Regions from separate parts of the Mus musculus genome. Here region 1 is linked to region 2. The links are chromatin loops, found by intact Hi-C in ENCODE. Cell type or tissue: heart. All regions are shown on one strand.

Region 1 (8,000 bases), 66 kb before region 2:
CTCTGGCAATGCTGTGCACCCCCTCCATTCTAAAGGAGCCTCTTTATCCAGATTGACATGGAGCATCTCTCCAGAGGACTTTGAGTTCCATTCTGAGACCTCAACTTTGTCACCTGAGCTCACCTCCAGCCACCCTCTGGCAGTGTTCAGCCAGCAGGGCACTGGCTGCATGCTGACGAAGGTCTTGCTATGCCGCACACCGTGGTCCTCAGGAAGGGCAGCATCAGCATCACCTGGATGGTCAGCATCCGTTGGTAATGCAGCCTAGCTCCCACCCTCAACTGACTGCATCAGAGCCTACAGCTTAAGTTCAGGTTCAGGAAGCAGCGGTCTTAGGGATCATCATCTGCTCAGGGTTGCTTTTGCTGGCAACGTGACTCACCATGTCAGGCTCCCAAGTTGTATCCGTGCATTTTCCATTTCAAGGCTCTACACAGATTTCCCTGCAGTGCTCCCGGGCAAGTGAGCTCGACTTGGATGAGTTCCCACCCAGCGGGCCTCAGGATGGTGGTGCTCTGAGCGGTCACACCGTTATATAGTGCAGCCTCCTGCTAAGCAAGCTATGCCCACCCCCTAGGTCACCCTGCCCTCCTGTTCCCTCAGCTCCAGTGGTACCATGTTCATAAATTGTTGTTAAAGAAGGAAATTACCAGAAAGAAAAAAAAATAATGTCTATAAACCTGCACAGTTTAGAGCTAAAGAATATGTTAAAATTTTCCATTGTGGAAATTTCCCAGCTACTGGGCTCTTTAGATTTTTTTTTTTTCAGAGCTGCAAGCAAAGAATGGAAATTTCCAAACGCAGCATCGAGAGCTGCTGTTCTGCTGACTGTCTGGCTCAGCCGGGGTCATCTGCTTCTCTAAAGACATCAAGGAATGCCAAGGTAGGGCTAAGAGAACACGATGGGCTTCCTCTGCAGGCAGGAAGGAAGATCTTTGCGCGCTGCCTAAGAGCTGGGAGGAGAGGAGAGGAGAGGAGAGGCAGCAGAGGTGACACCCCCTGCTCCCTCCCCCTGAACAGGAAGTCATCCCACTTGACTTCTTTCCAGGGGCAGCTGGCTGGCAGGATTTGTGTTTTTAAAAGACATTCCTAAGGTGGGTGGGAGATACAGAAACATGAGAGAAAGAAATCTTTGTTGGGGTCTAATTTTGAAAGGACTTTACCTGGTAGCTATATCATTCAATCATGTGACCTATCCAAGAAAATCAATCAAAATCTCTCTCTCTCTCTCTCTCTCTCTCTCTCTCTCTCTCTCTCTCTCTCTCTCTCTGTGTGTGTGTGTGTGTGTGTGTGTGTGTGTGTGTGTGTGTGTCTCATGTAGCCAAGGCTGGTCTTGACCTCCTGATCCCCTTTCCTTCACCTCCCAAATGCTGGGATTAAAGGCATGTGCCATTATGCCCAGCATTAATTCTGAATTTAGAATCTTCAAGCTGTACCTCCTGAGACAGCTCTATCTCCTCATCCCCCATAAACCAAACCTTCCACAAATATCCCAGCAGGTTCTGTCCCCACCTCGGCAATAATTTCAACAGGCCTGTTCCTTTCCACTGCAGCTACGTAAAAATACATTCCTGTTCACAGCTGGTCCTGCCGCCTGAGTCAACAGGCATCTAATAGTTCCCTGAGATCTGGCATGTTCCTTCCACCCACGAATGCTGTTCCTACAGAAGTCTCAACAGCAGCAACTCCATGGAAGTTGGTGTCAGGGCGTCAGCTTCCTGCAGACGCCGAAGGACCCCTGAGTGGCTTTGGAACAGAAGGAATATTCTCAAACCTAAGCCATGTGGTTTTTGTCTGACTGAAAGTTTGGTTTCTGTTTGTCACCTTTCAGGAAGTTCTTAACAAACAAGTGTTATCTATGAGTTCTGTGCTCTGCCATCCCCTGGCACCAGGGAAAGGACTGCAATGAAGGGTTTTTGACATCCTTGTTCTTTATACTAAACACTCTTTATTGAAACAAGTTTGATAACAGTGATGAATTTCTGGCAAGAAACTTTAAAAAAAAATCACACAGCGGCCCCTGACTATAAATTCAACACTGCCACAAGTTCGGGACCAATCAGGTCTAGAGGGTGAGACCCTATCTTGACAAGCTGAGCAGGAGCATGGGTTAGGGAGGTGGCTCAGTTGGTGGAATGCTTGCTGTGCAGGCATCTGGACCTGGGATTGGATGCCAGGTACCCTTGTAAAGTCAGGCATGATGGCATGCATCTTTAACCCCAGTGGCAGGGAGGCAGAGATGGGGGGAGCCCTGGGCTCACTGGTCAGCCAGTCTAGCCAAACTGATGAATTCCAGGATCAGAGACAACTTGTCTCCAAAAACAAAAACAAAAACAAAACAAAAACAAAGAAAAACAACAAAACAAAACAAAACAAAACGGCATGGAGAGTGGTTGTGGAAGACATTCCATGTTTTACCTCTGACCTCCTCACACACGCACATGTACCCCAAGAAATAGAAACATCACACACACACAACACACACACACACACACACACACACACACTGGACACATGAGACAGACAGACAGAGAGAGAGACAGAGAGAGAGAGAGAGAGAGAGAGAGAGCAATAATGGGGTGGGGGTGGGGTACCAGCCAACAGCTAGTGAGTAAAGGAGCTGTCCCATATCTGTTGGTTCAGTCCCATCTAGACAGAGAGACATCAGTGACCAATTTTAATGCCACCTGCATTTAAGTGGGGCACGGAGTGATGAGCAAGAGTATTTTGTGTAGGTCTGTTTAGACATTAGTCCCAAAGGATGTTCAGTTCAGCCACTGGTTTCATCTGGGATAACAATTTGCTTTATGTCTTTAATGGGTTAAAATCGAGCCTGGTTCCCTAGTGAAATTCATCAGGTAGGGGCAGGAATGTGGGTCTGGGCCTCACCAAGGAGCCCCATTCTCCTCCCCCTCTGTGTCTGTCATGTGCTAGAGGATAATGGTCCCTTCAGTTGAAGAGAGTGATGACTCATAGCTGTGGGTGGGGGCTGAACAGACAGGTATGATGAATACATCTTTCCCCGTGAGACCCAGAGACGACATTTAAAAAAAAAAATCTGTGGTTGGGATGCGTGCTGCTCCAGAGTATGATCGATTGCTTGGGATTTCAAACACGGCCAGGTTCTGTCCCTCCAGTCTCCCTGCTGTCTGCAGAGTCGCTTTGCAGCAGCTCTGATCAAGAACTGGGGCTGCATGCTGGACCCTTCCAATCCAGGTTGGCTTTGTGCCTCTCTCTGGCTCTGGCTATCAGAATGGACCAGAAGTAACTGTGCTGAGTCCAAGCCGAGCCTCAAGGGCCTACCTCCAGTGTCTCTCTTGAACCTGCTGTTACTGGCCGAGCATAGGCCAACCTGTAGGAGGATGAGCGAATGTGTACAGAGGGATGAACTGTCCTAGTAGATGGACTCCTAGGCCAGGGCACTGCACTGGGGCCGACCTTTAGGACAGGGTTTGCTGACCTCTGATCTAAAGCAATGTGTTACCCATAGAAGTGTTGGTACCAATTCTGGGACCCCAGCTTCTCCATTCGGATTCATCTCTGTCATTCTGGAGGAAAAGGGTTTACTTCCCGTAGAAGAGGATAAGAAGGGGCTGAGGATACGGTTTAGTGGATAGAACGCTTGCCCTAGTTTGCACAAAGGCCAAGACTAGAACCCCATGACCGCATAAAACTGGGCATGCTGGCATAGGCCTGTAATCTCAGCACTTTGGAGGTAAAAGCAGGGAAGACAGAAGTCAAGGGTATCTTTGGTTACACAGGAAATATGAGACCAGCCTGGGCTACATGAAAATTTATCTCAATTTTGGAAAAAAAAAAAAAGCAAAAAGATAAATAAATAAAAAATAAAATTAAAAAAAAAGGAAAGGGGGTTAAAAAAAAAAAGGAGTGGTTGATGCAGATCCAAGACAGCACTGAGCACGTATACAGGGAACAATTAAAAGCCTCTTAGCCACTTCCTCCTCAATGGTTGTTCCTCCTTAATGCTACAGGCCCGAATGATCAAGCAACGTTACATTTCCCAGCCTCCAATCTCTAATACTAATTTAACAAACGCACGCTGTATGTCTCAGTAAGGATGGGGCGCCACTCGTACTTCTGCCTGCTTGGAGTTCCCCGAGTGTATTGTGCTGTTTCACGCCTCCCTAACTCTGCACACAATGTTCCTTCTGCCTGGAACACTCTTAGCCCTCTTCTCTTACTGGCTAACGCCTACTCACTGATCAGAGCCGAGCTCAAGGATACTGCCTCTTGGAAGACGTCCCCAGGAGCACCACCACCTCCTCGCCCTCAACCTCCGGCCACATGCTCGGTCTCAGCACTCATTCTGCCAGCCTAACAATTAAAGCGGAAAAACCGTTTCTATGGTGCTCGGCACTTACTGTGTGCCGACACCGTCGTACAGAATCCTCTGGTTGAAAGCGTCCACATTCCTGTGCCATGCCGTTTTTCCTCAAGGCAAGCACAGATTCAGAAGTAGATGCTGTGACTTCCTCCCACCTGTTGAGCAAAGAAGATGCACGGTGATTTATCATATATACTGTATACCCACTGAGGGCACCTACTTTATCTTCTCATTCTTGCGGTACCCGGAACAGACTCGGAACAGGCAGCAAGAGGAACAGCAGCAAAGAGCAAACAATAACACAGCCCAGAACACATCTCACACAGTGTTCACAGCTCTCCCCGGGGCCAAAACCGGGCAGTAACTTTCTGAGGTAGCTGTTATAGGTGCCACATATCAGGAACGGAAGGCGTCAAGAATTCTCTGGTAACTTTCCCAAGGTTGCACAGCTAGTGTGCGATAGAGCCAGTTCCAGAGGCTGTGTTTACAACCACAGGAGGAAAGGAAGGCTGCAGTGACTCAGCAGAAATCCATTTCCATCCTCAAAGAGGAAGTCAAAGAATGAAACTCTGAGGCTAAGAGTGGTCCAACGGGCATGGCTGCATACTCGGGCTTAATCGTCAACAGGCTCGTGTCACGTGGGCTCGAAGGTGCTCAGTGTAGAGAGGTGGGTTGCTCTGATGGGACCTCCAATGGTTTTCCTGTTAACATGTTTACTCAGCATGATGCCTAACAGCCCACATGCTGCAACGGGAGAGGGTGGTTTGTTTAAGACCTCCCTGACAGCAGACAAAACCTTATGGCATAATCCCTAGGCAGGCCTATTCCATCGGATTCTTTACCAACGAGCATCTGGAAGACGATCTTGGAACTGTCTAAGAGGCTGCTGAACCTGGCTAGGCACTTTTTGTAAAATCACCATGGCCAGCTGCTCGCTGAAGCGTTGGCAAGTCCCCACGGGGCCTCCCAGACACTGTACCTCGCAGTGAGACAGACAAAAGCAGGGACACACTGTGATTGGACCACAGCTGTCTCATCTCAGCACAGGCCTGTGCTGCTGAAAAGACAACAACAGAGACGCAGCATGGAATTTTGCTTCTGGGACAATCAGGAGCTTGGCAAACATAGGTTATATGCATCCAAGACAGCTACAGATGTGGCCTACAACATTGTAGATGCTGATGTTGATGTTGCAATGTCAAGAGGTTGGAAACCCCTGCAGGTAATGGTTGGAAACCCCTGCAGGTAATCTTCCCCTTAAAACTGGAGCCTCTCTAATGGTTTAAAGGGCCGAACAGTGGCCAAGAGGACCTCCCATAGGCTTCTAGTTATTAGTACGAAACACAACAGAAGCCAGTAAGATCTCCGAACACCAAGTATCTTCATGCTCCCATGTACCAGCCCAAGGCTTGCCTCCTGCTGAGGATTTCTCCCAAAGACAATGATGGCCTGGCTGGAAAACTTTAGAAACATCCATTTGATCTGTATTCATTTTCAGGGCACAGGGTAGAGTTTATAGCATTTTACCTTCCCATTAAAATAGCTCAACTGTGTTTACAGCCTATTTTATCCAGATTGCAGATTAACAATTTAAAGTCTTCTGCTTAGCAAATCTATTTTCTCAACTGACCATAAACTCCCTGAGGGTTGAGAACATAATCTTTCTCCTTTGGAGTCCTCTGTTCAGACAATATGGCACAGTACTTGGTGGAGGTCAGAGGGACAGAGGACAAAGTATTTGGAGGAACCCCCCTAACACCTGCCCGTGCTCCGTGGCCGTCTTCAGGAGCACTTAAGTCTGAGATGCCATTTCCTCATCCTTAGATCCCTCTCTGGCCTCCCTACTTGTTGAGAAGATCAAATAAGATAATGCATGTGAAAGTATTGTGTAATCCAAGAACTGCCAGTGGCTGAAACGTAAGGAATCCTCAGAGACGCACTTAGTAAGTATCTGATCGATTTTTAATGATAAGGTATTGTCTTCTCTCTTCTCTTCAACCAGCCCCTTTAAGGATTTTATTTCCTGGAATTTAATTTTATTTGAGTAGTAAAGCCGCTTCATGTCTTCCTGATAGTGTGTGTTTCACCCCATGGTCACCTTAAAATTTGATTGTAATCTAAGCAACCCAACCCCCAAAAGTCACCAAGCACACTAGCATGTCAATCACCCAGGACTCGTGGGGACAAATACGTTCAGACCCCACTTCTATTTCAGAAGCTTTCTTGTGCTGCTATCAACCTGTGAAAATTGTACCCTACGGAGGGATTATGCATATTTTTGTGTCAAGGCACACTCTGTGGATACAGAAGTCCTAAGCCCGTATCACCGCTCCCTAAGCCCGGGCCAGCAGAGAATGTGAGAAATTTCACAGAGGCGACACTACAATTCGACCTCTTAGAACACACCATTTATTTATAGTCCTTGTTCTGTATTTATTCTTAGCAAAGACAGCATGCTTGTTTATAACAGAGTTCTATAGGATACATTAGAAATCTCTCAAACATGGATCGTTCTTAAGTGATTTTAGAAAATGCTAAGTGTAGATTTTGGATTCTTGCTCTCTTAACTAGAAAAACAAGTAAACAAAACCAAAACGGAAAGAGACACAAGGAAATAAATAAGTTTTGTATTCCAGGGATGAGTTTACACCTGGTTCCCCATCTCGTTCTCAAACCAAGTAACACGAAAGATTATCTAGATTTTATAAAATGGTCAAAAACTAGACGGCTACAGAACCACTGACTTGGCTTAAGAACTACATTTCTCACAGAAATAGCTCAATGTTTATTTTCAAACGCTACTTATGAAACTATAGGAGTCTACTCTCTTCAATTCAACCAAAGCATGAGCCATTAGATTTGTGTACAGGTTTGAAGTGTGCTGTTAACATATTGAACTCGGGCCAGTTTTGAATAATACTGATAAATTTATTTATAAAACCCCCTTTAGGGAGGAATTCATCAATCTAAAGCAGTTGTCTGTTAAATACTCCTGAAGATAGGAAAAATAGTAAATAAACAAACAAAACTTCCAAACTCATCATTGAACATTCAACAACTGTCAACAGAAAGCCAGTTTACAGTTGAGACAGTCTTACCACGTAGCTCTGGCTAGCTGGAACTTCTTAGGTGGTCCAGGCTGTTTCTAAACTTCCATTGATCTGCCCTTCTCTGCCTCTAGGGTGCTGGATTAGGGGCATACACACCACCCGTCCTTTGTCTTTAGTACCAGAAAGGAAGCTGGGGCCTTACATTCACTAAGCATACATTCTCAGCTCCTAGAGCTTCAGTTACAGCAGATATTATTAGCAGCTATATGCTATATAGAAATACAGTTTTATGTTCAAACCTGATAGCAAGTTTATACAGCTTTATTTTTGCCTAATTAATTCTGTTTTCAACAGACACTTTTCTTTCTAGTCTCAAACTTTCCCATGTCTCCCAAAGTCTGGTAGGAAGTCAAGTTCCTTTCACAGTCAGTCCAGAAGAAAAATACCTAAGAGGAGACATGGTGGCTTTAAAATGTGCTGATTTATTGATTATTTTCTTTATCATACATGGCAGTGGTGTTGGTGGTGTTAGGAAGGCTGTCGTTCTCAGCAATGGAATGGTTTTTGGTCCCTCTCTTACCCAATGATACAATGGGGAGTGGCAA
Region 2 (8,000 bases):
CTCCTCACGGTAGAAGATCCTGCAGGCCATCTTAGCCGTGTTTTATTGATCCTTGTATTTCTAGGGCCACAGCAAGCACTCAATAATGAATTGAGTAACAGAGTTGGGTTTCAAAGTCAGGACTTTTCTTTCCAGCACAAATCTCATATTTCTCCACACTATTCTTTTTAATGTGTTGAATTTGAGGGGTTCTACATTACAACTGGGTGTGTTTCTATCTGTTGCTAATTAAAGCGTGCACAGATAGATGTTTGGCTTCATCAGGATCCAATGGATAACTGTTTTTGAATATCCTTCCTCCATCATCCCTCCACTTTGATGATGGAGGCATTAGGGGTTAATTGCATCTGGAGTTAACTGAGGTCTTTAGTCTCACAAACTCTTGCACCTTTCAGTCTGTTGCTTCTATACCACTACAAGACGAAGAGAGAAGAAATGCATAGGAAACAAGGTAGATCTTACTTATGTGGCAACTGACATTAAAACTCAATGTATTAACAATAAATCACCTTTTACATGAGCACCCCACACCCCAAATTCCCAATCTTTATAGCTAGGCATTAAAGGCTAGGGGCTGGAGAGAAAGTTCAGTGGCTAAGAACACTGGCTGTTCTTCCAAAGGACCCGGATTTAATTCCCAGAGCCCACATGGCAACTCACACCTGTCTGTAACTCTAGTTCCAGGGGATCTGACACCCTTATGCAGATATACATGTCTTTTCACACAGACAGGCATGTAGGCACAACACCAATGTACATTTAAAAAAAAATCTAACAGCTAAAAATTAAAATTGAAATCAACATTGAGATCTCTAGAAGCTTCCATTGGGATACGGACATGCAAAGACCCAAGATGGCTGCCCTAAGCTCACCTCTGTGCACCGAAGTGGAAACCAATCTTTCTTCAATGCCATGTGTGCTTTATTTTTCATCAAACAAATTATCTCCATCAGAACCTACTTATTTACATAGTCTTATCTTTCTGCTATTGCCTTGGTGATATTCTTGTTATAAAGAGGAAGGAACTCGAAGCAAAAATATAAAAAGCAAGGCTGCCTTATCAGGGACATAGGGGAATCAGTAAAGGAGACATTTAGTTCACAAGGTGATGGGATTTCCTATTTGTAAAGTAGCCTCTCAGTCACACTTTGTACTCTCCGGGCCACAATGCCAACCCACGCTTATTTGTCCTTCCTGGGCCTGGAATGAATTCAATTCTACGCCTTATTTAGTCAAATGATTCCTCCAGCTTCAATGTGTACTTCTGTATGCTTCATTTTGGAAACATCATATTTAAATATTTTCTCTTCTTGAGTTTGTTTTAGTTCCAAAGCTGGGGAATGAAGTTTCTTTTGGGGGGGGGCAGGAGGGGGGATGGGTTTTTCTTGCTTTACATGTTAAGAATGGCTTTCTCAAATGGCTAATAAAGTATCCCAGTAGTGCCTTAACCCTCCTACAATGACGTTTTCCACGAGAATTAGCATTTAATTGGGATAATTTGTTGTCAACGGAAAGCAAAGATTCCTTTCCAAGAGGATCAGCGTGATAATGTCTTACCAGCTAGAGCACAGAGACCAAATATAAACCAGTTCTGAGAAACAGGAAGTGAACCTGACTGGTCTAGTCTGAGTGTCCCTGGCAGTGACGCAAATACAGAAATCAAATTAGGAAAACAAGGTATGTGGGTGTGAGGCAATCGATAACAATCCAGGATGCTACAACATAAGCAAAGAAGCCTTCAACCAAATGCCGTTCATTTTAATAACACCCCGAGCAGTTTGATTTCCCTGGAACGCACTGGTGATTAGAGAGCAGGGACGAGCATGAGTTCCCTAGCAACCGCATGTGCTTTTGAGACAGTCATTAGCCTTTCCGTTAATCCCCTCAACCCCTACTTCTAAATGTACGACTGACATTAAAACGTTCCAGAAAGTGCTTCTTGAGATTTCCAGGAGGGACATGGAAAGGAACATAAGATAATAATAATAATAATAATAATAATAATAATAATAACAATAATTGCTGTCCTGAGAACTGCGGGCAGGTGAAAGAGCAGTGTTCCTATGTGCCCAGCCTGTCTCTACAGTTCATTGCTCTCAAGTCTAGGTTTCCAATTCCCCTGGGGGGCGGGGGAGGGGGGAGAAGGGGCAATGGAGGTGAAATTGTCGGGAGTTTAAGGTGGTCTCCTCTTGCTACCTGGAGCAGTATTGTTGTGTCTCTCACAAGCATCCCTCTGAAGGCAGGGTGAACCCTGGAGTGTACAGGTGGCCATTTGTGTAGTGGCAGACTGACTGACAGCTTGGATAGGGCAACATATACCACATTTTCTTTCTCCTTTAAGCCCCATGAATTACCTTGGTGGAAGGAGCTGGTGAAGAAGGGAGGAGGGTGGGCTTTTTCCTATTGATTGTTTAATTGCACCAGAGGCTGCTTGTCTAGGGCCACCGGCCAAGAGCGTTATTTTTGTGGCTAAAGTGGGGTTGGGCCAGTTTCCCAGCCTTTCCCCTAGATTTGAAGAAGACAACCCAGAAAGTCCAGAAAGGCTAGAGGAACCTGGGGTGTGTTGGCCTTTTCATTTCAAGGGTGTCCTACAGCGCCAGGGCTGCTGGGATTAAGTTCCTGCAACCGTGAATCATTGCCTTTAGATGGGTCCTGAGTTCGGGATCTACAACTCCACCCACCGTGTGGCTAAGGACAACTGTCATTAGGCAAATAGTTCTTGCTGCTACTGGCAGACCAACTCTTCTATAGCCTGGGCTCCTATTAGTCGGACACTTGACTCCTTGGGGCTCGGGTAGCTCCTAGCGGTCCCGCCGTCCCACCTAACCCCCCTGCGCGCTCCCTTCCCAAGGCGACCACCTGCGCCTCCCCACTTACCCTCTGCCCCGCGGGGAGGGCCCCTCAGGGTAGCAGAACCCTCCCTGCTCCCAGGCGGCTCAGGGGGAGCTCGGTGTTTGCCTCCAGCCCTTCGCTACCGAGGATCAGGTTCCTCCCCTCCTCCCCCTCCAGCTCCGGCCGCCGCCGCCGCCTCCTTCTTGCATGACACAGCAGAACCGCAGCTGCAGCAGCAAGTCCAAACCATCCGCCCAGGAAGCGCCGCAACCAGGGCTTGGGAGGAGCGGATGGGGCAAGGCAGGGGTCTAACCCAGGGGTAGTCTTGGACCCACTTTCCACCATAAACTCCCTCTTTGCCCAGGGCAAGCCGACAAAATGTGGTTCAAGCTGACCAGGCCGAGCCGTGGAGGAATGCTGGGGTTCGCCCGCAGAAGGGATGGGACCAGAGAGGAGGGGTAAAGGAGACCCCAGTAAAGGGCAGGCCATTTCAGGTGAAGAAAGGTAAGAGGAATCTGTGAAGTCAAGGGCCAGGCTGTGGAGGAGATTAAAGGAGGTCAAAGAGAGGTAAGGGGGTAAGGTTGCTGAGAAGAGAACCAGCTGCTTCTTCCTGCTGCTGCTGCTGCTGGTGGTGGTGGGGTTAAGTATTTGGGAAGGCCTGAGCTGGGTACATAAGCAAAGAGCCTGAGCTGGGCGGTCCAGGCAAAAGAGGGTTAAAAGGATGAAAGAATTAGACTTGAGGTTAGAAGGCCATAAGGATGGGTGTTAGAATTAGAGGGAGACCTAATGCATTCATAAGTGATGGAGAGAGACGGATAATCAAGGCCAGGCCGGAATGTTGGTCCTCTCCCATCCCACTCCTCAGTTACTGAGTTAGTGTTTTCTTATCCTTTTTCCACAATTCTGCCAACCCCGTTTTCCTTATAAAGACGGAAAAGTGTGAACCAACAGAAAAATAGCAATTTAATCATAGATTTTACTTATAGGATGTTTTTCCATGGTACATAAAAATGTAGAGACAGAGAATTGCGATTCGAAGTAGACCCCCCCCCCCACACACCTTGCACACACATACATTGCAAGTCATTAAGACTAAGGACTTCAAACTTAGTTTCCATACATCACTAGACACGAATAAGCCTTTAAACGCTAATACTTAAGTTAAATGCTAGCAGTGGGGACAGAATTGGTGGTTTGGAATATCAGGAAAATGCACGTTTGCGCTCTGTCCACACACACGCATATATATGTATATATAATTTCTAGTGTGTAGCATGCACAGTATGATTAAGGGATAAGCATGTTTCCCTGATCATCTTATTTCCAACCAAGCACGCATTTTATGGCAGTCATCTTGTCACCATTTGGAAGAATGTGGTCAGAAAAGTAGTGCCCAAACTGCCACTTTGGTTTTGTCTGTACCTTACAGGTCATGGCTTCATACCTCACTTCCTGACACAAACAAGTTTTTACTGTTGTCAGCAACAAAGCCCTAATATAGCCGCGGAAGAGAAAAACTGCCTTGCATTTTGCCTCTTGAGAGCATCATCAACAGTTACCGGAGGAATGTAATTCCAGAAAGCTCCGAAACTGGTAGTGATGGTAATTATGGACCAAATGCCCGGTTCTGGTTGTTATTTTCTGGGCATTTCTGTTCTACCAACGATCTGCGAGTGAGCTCACTGAGAGGGCAAATCTGGCTTTTCTTTTTGACTTTGTAAAATTTAATCAGGCCTGATAGGGAACTCACAGCTCTTGGGGGAAAATAAAGTAGGAACCACGAAATGTCATTTTAACAGAGCGTGGGCTTGGTGACTGCAGGAAAGGATTTAAGGACGCTCCTGTTCCGCTTGCTGTGTAATGAGCACTGGCTCCACGCACGCACCGACGCCATAGCTCCCGGATGCAGTGGCTCCCTTATCTGGGCTTTCGCAGCGCCACAAGCCCCTTCGGGATGCTTCGAGGGGCTCCTGGTGGGTGGTGGTACAAATGCTGCCGCCGCCGCCGCCGGCGGTCCTGCTGCTGTTGTTGCTGCTGCAGTCACGTGGGAGCCCCTTTAAGTTTCCATAGAGAGGCCTCTCCGGTGTCACATGATGGACATGATATAATGAAACAACATTGTGGAGAGGAAAGCATTAGGGGAGCCCACGGCTACAAAACAAGTGAGAAGAGGTGGGAGAAAGAGAAACTACGCCACCTCCTCTGCAGCCGAGCGCACGCAGCAGCCTGGCGTGACAAGTGGGCGACGCCAGGGACAGAGAGTGGGGGTCCTCCGCCCGCTCCGGGGACCCTGTCGCCCACCGTGGTGCGCTGAGCAACTTTTAGCCGGCAGCCCCGCACCTGTCTCAGAGTCCCCATCGCTCCCCACCAACCATCATGGGAAAATTCTAGAAGAATACGCTCTCGGAATCTACGTGCGCATCATTTTCCTCCTCACTCCAGAGGAAGGAACCAGAAAAGAGAGCAAAGCGGTGTAGTGTTCAGCCTCAAGGTAAGTTCTTTAGGGTGGGGAAAACGGGTCCAGCAGGACTTGGGGACAGGATTTGGTGCTCAACTCCCACCTTGGGGGTGGAAAAAGCGTCCCCGCACTCTCGGTGAGGCAGATGGGTTGGCGCGTCATCTGTGCTATTTTCCCGGTGGACTCTCTTGACGTCCACCCTCGCAGTCCCCGGGGCCCCCTTACGGTCCCCCACAAGGGGCCTGAGGCAGCGGGCCAGGATGCTCGGCGGGTGAGCGAAGGAAGGTAGGGTTGCTGCGTGAAACGGGCATGTCGGAGCTATTTCGCCATGTTTGTGTTGCTAAGAGCACTTTTTTTTCCCCTTTGCGGTGGCTTGATGCCACATGGCTCCTCCGGAGCTGCTGCCGGGTTGAGAGCGAGTGGTTTTTTTTTTTTTTTTCAATGTCCGCATTCCAGCTAATGTTGCGCAGATAAAATTCAAACTTGAGGTAAACAGACGAAGAGGAGGAGGAGGAGGGGAGGGACCGGCGGGGGGGGGTTGGGGGGGGGGAGGGAGGACTGTTTCCATTTCGAGATCCCACCTCTTCACTCAGAGGAGACCAACATCCCGAACCTAGAGGCAACTCATGCATGGCTCCCACGCCCCCCCACCTCGGCCGTCAACAAGAAGTAAGGGCTGGGGGCGAGCGGTTGGGAGGGACGCGACGTTTTGGTTCTAGGGGGAAGGTGGGGGGAGAGGCAGCCCCTGGGAAGCCGGAGCTTTGACTTCGGCTATTATTTTGGCGGAGGGAAGCAGGATGCGTCCTCTTGCTCTGGAGATGGGGGGTTGTATGTCCCCCCTCTCTATCACTACCTAATCGTGTTGCCTCACTCCCCCCCACCACAGGTTGCCCCCACAGGCGGGATGGGTGGGGCTTTGAGGTTCCAGAAGGCAGGTTACCTAGCAGGTGTGTAGGGTGGGCATTTGGATTTGGTAAGTCGCTTGGATTTGGTAGGAGACCATGGGGGAGGCAAAGCGAGTGCGTAGGTAGAGCTAAGTCTAACGCTTATGTATGGGGGGGGTTGCTTTTAAAACCAAGAGAAAAATCAAGACAGGTCCCCCCCCCCCAATATGTCTGTTTCAGCTCGCAGCGAAGCTGCTGCGTGAGTGTCGAGGACGAGGGCGAGCTTCGTCATGTGGCACACACTGTAGGCTTCTGACAGCTTGGAGCTATCTACCCCCTCCCGCGCGCGCCCGGGGCGGAAGGTGTGGGTTGGGTGGTCCGAGGCGGGTGACGTCCGAGGCGGGGTGGGGACAAGACTCCGGAGCGCCTGGGTCCGCAGCCACGGCTTGCTCGGCACGGCGTGTCAGGGAGGAGGCGGCCACGTGAGGGGTCCGCGGCAGCTCGCGAGCTGAAGGCTGGGGGCGAAGTGCGTAGCAAGAGTCGTGACGGGGGTGACACGCAGCCGCCGTGGCCCTTTGCTCACTGCCCACGCAGAGCCGCGCCGCGGGTGGGTGCGCACTCACGCGCCCGCTCCCGGGAGACCGTTTCCGGCTCAGGGCTCGAGCCCGGGCGGTAAACAGGGTGGTGCCCTCTGCCCTCCCGCCCCCGGCCGGGCGGAGGCGCGCGATCGTGGCGGACGAGCTGCGGTGGCGAGAGCGCGCGCGAGCGGGCGAGCGCGCGTCCCCGCCCGTCCCGCCTCCTCTGTTTTTGTTTTGATGGAGCCCGCGTGCAGCTGGCGCGTGTCGAGTCACGTGCCGCGGCCGCGAGGTGGCTGGGCGCCGGCGACCGGGACACGGGGGAGGGTCGCAGACCCTGAACAGTTCGAAAACTACCGCGAGGTACAGTCTTGTGGGGCTGGTCGCAGTTGTTCCCCTGGAGCAGTATTTGGGTTCGTCGTCACAGCATCCCTGCCAGTCGGCTGTCCCCCCCACCCCATCCCCTCCGGGCCGGAGACTCAACAGAGGGATCGAGCAGACCGTCCTCCCAGGTGTGTTATGTTATATCAGTGGACACAGAAGTACCTACATCTAGCTCTTCATCCAGGCTGCACGGTGTAATCAACCCCAGAGCTTTAGAATTAATCCCGATACCCACTCTCATAGCTAGGGAACTGAAATCCAAATAGAGTCTGGACTGAGGGCCATTTTCTTCACCTCCTTCTTCTCCAGTAATTGTGACGCAGTAAGAATAAAAACTGATAGGTAGCCAGCTTGGTAGGCTAGATGTTGAGTCATCTGTATTTACGCATCGAAGAATGAAAAATAGCCCCAATAGTTAACATGTCGGTCTCTCACTAAATGGGGCCTCTATGTGCCAGACAGGATGACTGCGCAAACATGGCGACAACCTGGAGGAGTAACAGTTTTTACTTTTGGGGGAATGGAAGTACAGGAGGTTCTGGCAGAGGTGGAGCTTGAGGACTCCCTGACGGGAGCTCATGGGAGCAGGCCCCAGAGTTCATATTTGAAACCATTACTCCGGGTTGCTTGAGAGACCTTTCACCTTTGCGAACAGTTTAGGAATAGTGCATACTAGCCCGAGGGCCCGAATTTCTGTACATGGATTTCTGTTGTTACAGCTTTATCTGGAAAGGTTCCCTTGTTTGAAAGGAGAACCACCTTTTGGTAAATTCACTAGTGCCTTCAGGCTACTGATTCTAGTATTTACTGTGGGGGGGGGGGATTTTAGCAATTTGAAGTTAACAGGTGGATCCCCTCATACATAGT

Evidence for each region. Hi-C counts contacts between places; a loop is a spot of excess contacts. Peaks named below come from ENCODE experiments on the same cell type or tissue, not always from the same donor. Only the 100,000 strongest peaks of a DNase experiment are listed, where the experiment ranks them.
Region 1: it touches region 2 in a loop (5-fold over the local background); 10 of 42 quality-filtered maps call a loop at or near these places.

The regions. Positions count from the first base shown.
Region 1 is chr6:31,281,503-31,289,502 of GRCm38, reverse strand. All of the region lies in intron 2 of 2210408F21Rik (RIKEN cDNA 2210408F21 gene), which reads right to left. Among named protein-coding and RNA genes, the nearest start is that of Gm38782, 42 kb to the right of the region's middle. In heart, no CTCF peak of the experiment used is centred here; DNase peaks (open chromatin) are centred at 322, 922, 1,662, 4,142 and 2 weaker places; H3K27ac peaks cover 759 bases.
Region 2 is chr6:31,215,397-31,223,396 of GRCm38, reverse strand. It overlaps Lncpint (long non-protein coding RNA, Trp53 induced transcript), which reads left to right and starts at 4,923. Exons shown (of 4, transcript NR_110471.1): 1 at 4,923-5,323. It overlaps 2210408F21Rik (RIKEN cDNA 2210408F21 gene), which reads right to left and starts at 3,046. Exons shown (of 6, transcript NR_040262.1): 1 at 2,878-3,046. In heart, a CTCF peak has its summit at 6,871; DNase peaks (open chromatin) are centred at 3,036, 4,976, 6,556, 6,866 and 5 weaker places; H3K4me3 peaks cover 4,400 bases; H3K27ac peaks cover 3,257 bases; H3K27me3 peaks cover 4,775 bases.